2 separate regions of the Mus musculus genome follow, and region 2 is linked to region 1. A link is a contact called in ENCODE Hi-C or POLR2A ChIA-PET data. All regions are on one chromosome and are shown on one strand. Each heading gives the region's core, a stretch centred on a gene start or an enhancer-like site at or near the end of the contact. The rest is flanking DNA. Distances are from core to core; before and after follow the strand shown. Region 1 holds the start of Mxi1 (MAX interactor 1, dimerization protein). Region 2 holds the start of Smndc1 (survival motor neuron domain containing 1).

The links. Hi-C counts contacts between places; a loop is a spot of excess contacts on that map. ChIA-PET counts read pairs that join two places held with the same protein, here RNA polymerase II (POLR2A).
Region 2: a map of heart shows a loop between it and region 1 (10-fold over the local background). The contact joins the promoter of Smndc1 here to the promoter of Mxi1 in region 1. A Hi-C loop is called at or near these places in 1 of 37 maps with a recorded cell type or tissue (heart). POLR2A ChIA-PET finds 5 or more read pairs at or near these places in 3 of 5 experiments (Patski and embryonic stem cell).

Annotation. Positions count from the first base shown.
Region 1 is chr19:53,309,130-53,312,017 of GRCm38, reverse strand. Mxi1 (MAX interactor 1, dimerization protein) reads right to left here and starts at 1,512. Exons shown (of 6, transcript NM_001008542.3): 1 at 1,045-1,512. The coding sequence starts at 1,318. The region is part of intron 2 of Gm30541 (a long non-coding RNA gene); the gene reads left to right.
Region 2 is chr19:53,389,192-53,392,079 of GRCm38, reverse strand. Smndc1 (survival motor neuron domain containing 1) reads left to right here and starts at 1,446. Exons shown (of 6, transcript NM_172429.3): 1 at 1,446-1,664; 2 at 2,658-2,777. The coding sequence starts at 2,658.

The DNA of each region.
Region 1 (2,888 bases), core at 263-2,762:
GGGGGTGGGGGTGGACGGAACCCTGTAAGGCGTTTGCCTTGCTCGTCCTGTGCGTCTCTGAAAATAAAGAAAATGGACACAACCGCCCACACCTTTTCCCCCAACTATTGTTTCTGCGGAATCCTAAAGTTTGCTTTTAGCCACGTCCCCCTCGCCAAGTCCCCCCCTCCCTACCCCAGCGCGCGCAGGACCGCAGGTCCAGGGAGGGCTGCCGGCGCTGCCTGGTTCCTCTGGCCTGTTTCTTTGAGGGGACCAGAGGCCGTGGCATCCCAGAGGCAAGGAGGCACAGGGGAACTGTGTCTGTGGACACGATGGCCTGAGCCTAGTCCTGCTGTGGAAGGAAGGAGAAACGAAGTAGGCAGGAAGAAGAGCCGGAGTCCACGGCGCGGAGAGCTGTTCGGTGGTGGCGGTTGTTATTGTTGTAATGTGTGTCTGTGTTTTCTTTCTGGAAGCCCTGAGCTCTGCAAACGGTTTCCAACTTTCAGCTTCTCATCCCCACCCAACCCTGGAACGAGCGACAAAAACAGAAACAAAACAAAACAAAAAAATAAAAACAAAACAAAACAAAAAAAAAAAAACCAAAACCATAAGCCAAACCAAAACACTTGTCTGCCGGAGTAGGCTCCGGAAAGAAAAAGGAGGAAAAAAAAAAAAAAAAGGGAAGAAAGGCGACCTCGGAGAGACGAGCTCGCAGCCTCTCAGCCCAGTTGTCAGCAAACAACAACACTCCCCCACTCCTCGGCCAGGCCGTCCTCCGGGCCTGCTGGAGACCGACAGACCAAGGCACCGACAGGCTCCCTCTCCCCTTCGCTGTCTTTGTTACATCTTTAGCAGCTTTGTGCGTGCGTGCGTGTCCTTTCTCCGGTGTCATCGGCTTTACTGCCGAGGGTACGTGTGTGTGTGTGTGTGTGTGTGTGTGTGTGTGTGTGTGTGTGTGTTTGTTGCGGGGGGGCGGCGGCGAACCGAGTAAGCGACAGGGGTCGCACAAGGGGGTGAGAAAGAAAGAGCTGGACGCAGGCGAGCAGTCGGGGCCCCCAAACTTACTTTTGTTTTCTTTCTCGATCTGCTCCAGGTAGCTGGCTGCCTCGAGCAGAATCTGCACGTTCTGCAGAAAAGTGTTGATGTGCTTCTCCATCGAGTTCTCGCTGGTGTTGAAAATGTCCGAGAAGGGGCACCGGGGCTTGGCCCCCGCCGGCTCCTCCGGCTGCGCCGGGGGCTGGGGCGCGGCCGCGGCCGGGGGCATGGCCGGGGGCGCGACGGGGACCAGCCCCGCGCCCTCGCAGCGCGCCTCCTTGCGCGGCCGCCCGCGTTTGCCCATGGAGGCACGGGGGTCCGCGGAGCTGCTCCTTGTCCGGGGCTGCGCGGCCGGCCGAGCTGCAGGGCCTCTGGGAGACCCGGCCTGCTGGAGTCACCGAGGCACCGGGGCAAGGAGCCGGCCTGACTGACTTCCCGAGCCTCGCTGCGTGCGGTTGTGAGTGTGAGTGTGTGTCGCTCTCGCTGTGTGGGTCTGTGTGTATGGGAGATTGAATGAACCTACAGGACGGACGGAGGCGCTGTGGCGCCTGGGTCCTAGTGCGAGCCCGATGCCATCTGACCGGTCAAAATAAATGGTGGCGGCTAGGGAGGCAGGGCCCGCCCCCTGCCTATCCAGCACCCTTCCCCGCCTCTCCGCAAATCCTAGCTGCGTAGACAGCACTGTGCTTTAATAAGAATGGGAAAAAAAAAAAAAAAAACCCTCGGATGTCTCTAGGTGGACCTGGATAAAAACAATTTTTCTTTACAGAAAAATAAATTCAGCACAATGCCTGGCACATAGGAGGTCCCCAATAAATGATAGCTGCTAGGCATTTTTTAAAAAAATAAAAAAGACCTTATTTCAAAATCAAACAATAAAAGCCCAATTCTGACGGGAAGAATAGAAACATCACATGTAACTAGAAACTCCTCCCAACACAAACATTTTACACATGACCCCTCACACGCTCGAACACACACACACACACACACACACACACACCTGTGTGTACCTTCACACAAGCAGAGGAAGTCTCCAGGCTACCCTGTCCGGGTTCAGATTTACCGACTCCTTTGCAACCCTTCAAATGCAAAGTTATTTTCCAGGAAGCGGGAGGAGATGTGAGCATCTCTCCACACTCACTCAGTCCAGCTGTGCAAAGCTCACAGCAGGGCGTCACTACAACTGCCTGCCCTTTCACTTGACAGAGTGCCCCCTAGATAGAAGTGGCAACCTAGGAACCTCTTCTTCCCTCCTTCCCTCACTCCCCACTCCCACACCTGGAGTCTTTATCCCCTACTCCCTCCAACAGTTTCACTGCTGCCACTGGGAGCCACCAGGCCTGCCTGACCAGAGTGTGGGAGACACCTGGATAGCCTGGTAAAGAAGGCTTGGAGTTCTCGGCCTACTCAAGCAGACTGAACAAATCAAATCCTCTAACCCTTCCTGGTCAAAATTTGCACATCCCTGAAACCTCTGAGAAGATGCTTTCGTGAACTAAGTCAAAACTACACCTAGAACATCTTGGGCACATACTAAGAATTTTTGTTTTGTTTTGTTCCTGAAGATCAAAGCTTTGTGCCTGCTGGGCAAGTGTTCTCACACTGGGCTACAATGGCAGCCCCTCTGTGAGAACTTTCTCAGTTGGAACCTAGGTCCCCTTTGCTGCTGTAACTTGAATCTAAGTCAGAATGAATGAGGTAAACAAGACTTTTCTGCACTTCACTGGAAAACAGTTCTAAAAGGAATCTACCCAGACTGACCTCGTAAGGGGACCTGGACTTGTGCTGCCCCCTGTCCTCACCAGCCCAGAGACACTTCCCTATACTTTTGTCACAAAGACTGAAAATGGAAACTTTGTTAACAAAGAATA
Region 2 (2,888 bases), core at 197-2,696, 80 kb before region 1:
CTCCCCCCAACAAGTCCTGTGCCTAACACCAGTTTCCAGGTTACCTCACAACAAAACCTACATCCAACACCAGTTTCCAGGTTATTTCCTAACAAATCTACAACCCTGCGTTTGCACCCCCGGCCCCCAGTTCTCTTGCATCAGAGAGGGTGGTGAGGCCCAAGCTCGAGCTTGAACAAAAGAACCTAGTTCAATTGCATCAGAATCAGCTCCCTGGTGGTTTTTTTTTTGGGGGGGGGCTCATGAACATTTCCTGGCACAACAGAGACTACACACAGGCACCACCATACCCATCTTTTTAATCTTCTAATCCAAAACAGTCCTTACTCCTTTTAATAGCATTGCTTCCTTCTTTGTTGCTGTGATAAAACACCATGACCAAGGCAGCTTAACGATTTTATTTTAGCTTATGGCTCCGGAGTGAGTCTATAATGGCCGGGCAGGGGCAGCAGCAGGCCAAGGACATGATGGCTGAAGTATTTTGTTGTGAGCCGGCATCAAACTGCACATACAGCGCCGAGAGCTCAAATTTAAGTGGTGTGTGTGTCTTTAACCTCTCCAATCTGCACAAGGCAGGGAACACCTCTAAACTACTCCAAATGGCCAAGACGAAGGGAGGTATTTCTCATTAAAATTACATTACTCTTGAATTATTTAAGTCAAAAAAAAATCGCACATTCTGGATGGGTGTTTCTTTCCTCACGGACATTCAACACGTTATGCTTATTATTTCCTTTAAACTCAAAAGGGCTTTGATTATACTTCCTCAGAGGTGACAGTCACTTCATGTTGACTGTCACTCGGTCATAAACATGCATAAAGTAAGGTTGTCTCACAACTAGTGATGCTGAAGTTGATCGCTGGGTGAGCGATTGCCAGCTTTGACTCTAAACATCCTACCTTTCTCTATTTTCTTACATCACATGGCTTTTACCTACCATGGGTGATGCCTAAGCACCTCAAATGGTCACCGTTCCACTTCTATCACTCTATCTTTATTGGCTATATTTATTTTCTAAACAACAAAAAACTTCCCTTCTCTTGACTTCAAGGTCTCGCTCTGTAGCCTTGGCTGGCCTGGAACTCGCTATGCGGGCTCAGACTCAGATCCGCCGCCGCCATCTGCCTCCCTGTGGGACACAAGGCACCCGCCATCACTCCCAGCCCGTTCCCGGTACTAAATCTCATCAGGGCTGGGCAGAAAGGCTCGCGAGTTTACGCCGCAGGGAACCGGAGGACAACACCCACCACAGAGAACCACTCGCTGCCGCTCCCAGCACGAGGCGGAACTGACGTAAAACGAACATGCCCTCTGCCCCCGGCGCGGCCCAGACACGTCACTTCCTGCCCATCAGACCACACCCGCTCCGCCTTCCGAGGCTGCAATCGCAGGCTGCTGAGAGGGCGGCGAGGGTCATGTGACCCGGGCGCCATCTTTTCCACGAGAGTCCGTAGGTCTCGCGAGATCTCGCTCGCCTTGTCTCTCTCTCCTCCTGCCCGAGGCCGGCTTCTCTCCCCTCCCCCTCGCTGGCGGACTTTCTCCTTTTCCGACCGAGGCTCGTCGCGGCGGAAAATCTTTCCCGGCTGCAGCCGCCCCTGACGCCGCTCGCCTCGCCTCGCCTCCCCGACCCCTGCCCGCCGTCCCGACCCCAGCCCCACCCAAGGTAACGAGCCCCTGAGGGAGAGTCAGGCCTCCTCGGGCCTCGGGCTGGAGTGGAGGTGGAGGCGGAGGCCGGAAGCGAGGGCGCCGGCGTCAGAGCTGGGCCCGGCCAGGGCAGTGTGGGGAGGCAGCGGCTCTCGCACCCCCCAGTGGACGGCCCCGGCCTGCGTGGGGGCTTCCGGGACGAGGCGGCGAACGTGGCCGTCTGGGGGAAGCCTCTGTGAGGGTGCGGGGCTCGGCGGTTTCCATGGACGCGGAGGTCTGCGTTCCCTGGTGGGAGATGGTGGACCGGGGCTCCAGCGGGCTCGGGGAAGCCCGCGCGCGGACGGGAAGACTCGGCCGGGGTTCCAGGCTTCCGGTGGGCCGGAATGTCCCGGAGGTGTCCCCCGAGGACCCGTATGTTTGCCCCGCGGCCGCCCAGAGGGGCTTCTGGACCCCTGGCGACGCCGAGCTGCGTTGGGCGAGAGGCGGGTTTCTAGGATGACCTCCGTGTGAAGGAAGAGTGAGCGCTCCGAGCGGTTCCCTCCACCGGAGAGAAAGGCGAGGAAACGCCGAAGGTGTAGTTAACCGAAAACCGCTTCCTCTGACTGGGGGGAAGAACCCGTCCGTGCGAATTTTAATTTCTCTTGATTTTTGACTTTCTCAGCTTTTGAAAAGTATGTCGCAGTCTTTATTGACATACACTGTCTTCCTATGATATATGATACTTAAAGAAGAAGCAGGGTTTTTTTTTTTTTTTCTTTTTTAATAGCATGATTTTTCCGGGGGAACTCTTTCTGTGTAGAATTGACCAGCCGTATCTGCAGTCTTTAGAATTTAATTGCCTTGAAGTTTGTGGATTAGTTAAATATGAATAAAGTTAAAATGGTGATGAACGGAACTTGAATTTTGTAGCAAGAGTGATTTAAATTAGACAGGTCAGAGGAAGTTTTTTTTTTGTTGTTGTTTTTTTGTAATTTGATATTTGACTTGCCTTATGGGCCTTTATTTTCCTCAGATGTCAGAGGATCTAGCAAAACAGTTGGCTAGCTACAAAGCTCAACTCCAGCAAGTAGAAGCTGCCCTTTCTGGAAATGGAGAAAATGAAGATCTATTGAAACTGAAGAAGGATTTGCAAGTAAGTACAGGTGGACACTTGGAGTTGAGGTTGTTTGAGAAGAGGATTTGTCTTTTTCAAAGTATGCATTCAAGACTCGTAGGCACGCAAAGCATCTGAGGAAGGCGCTCC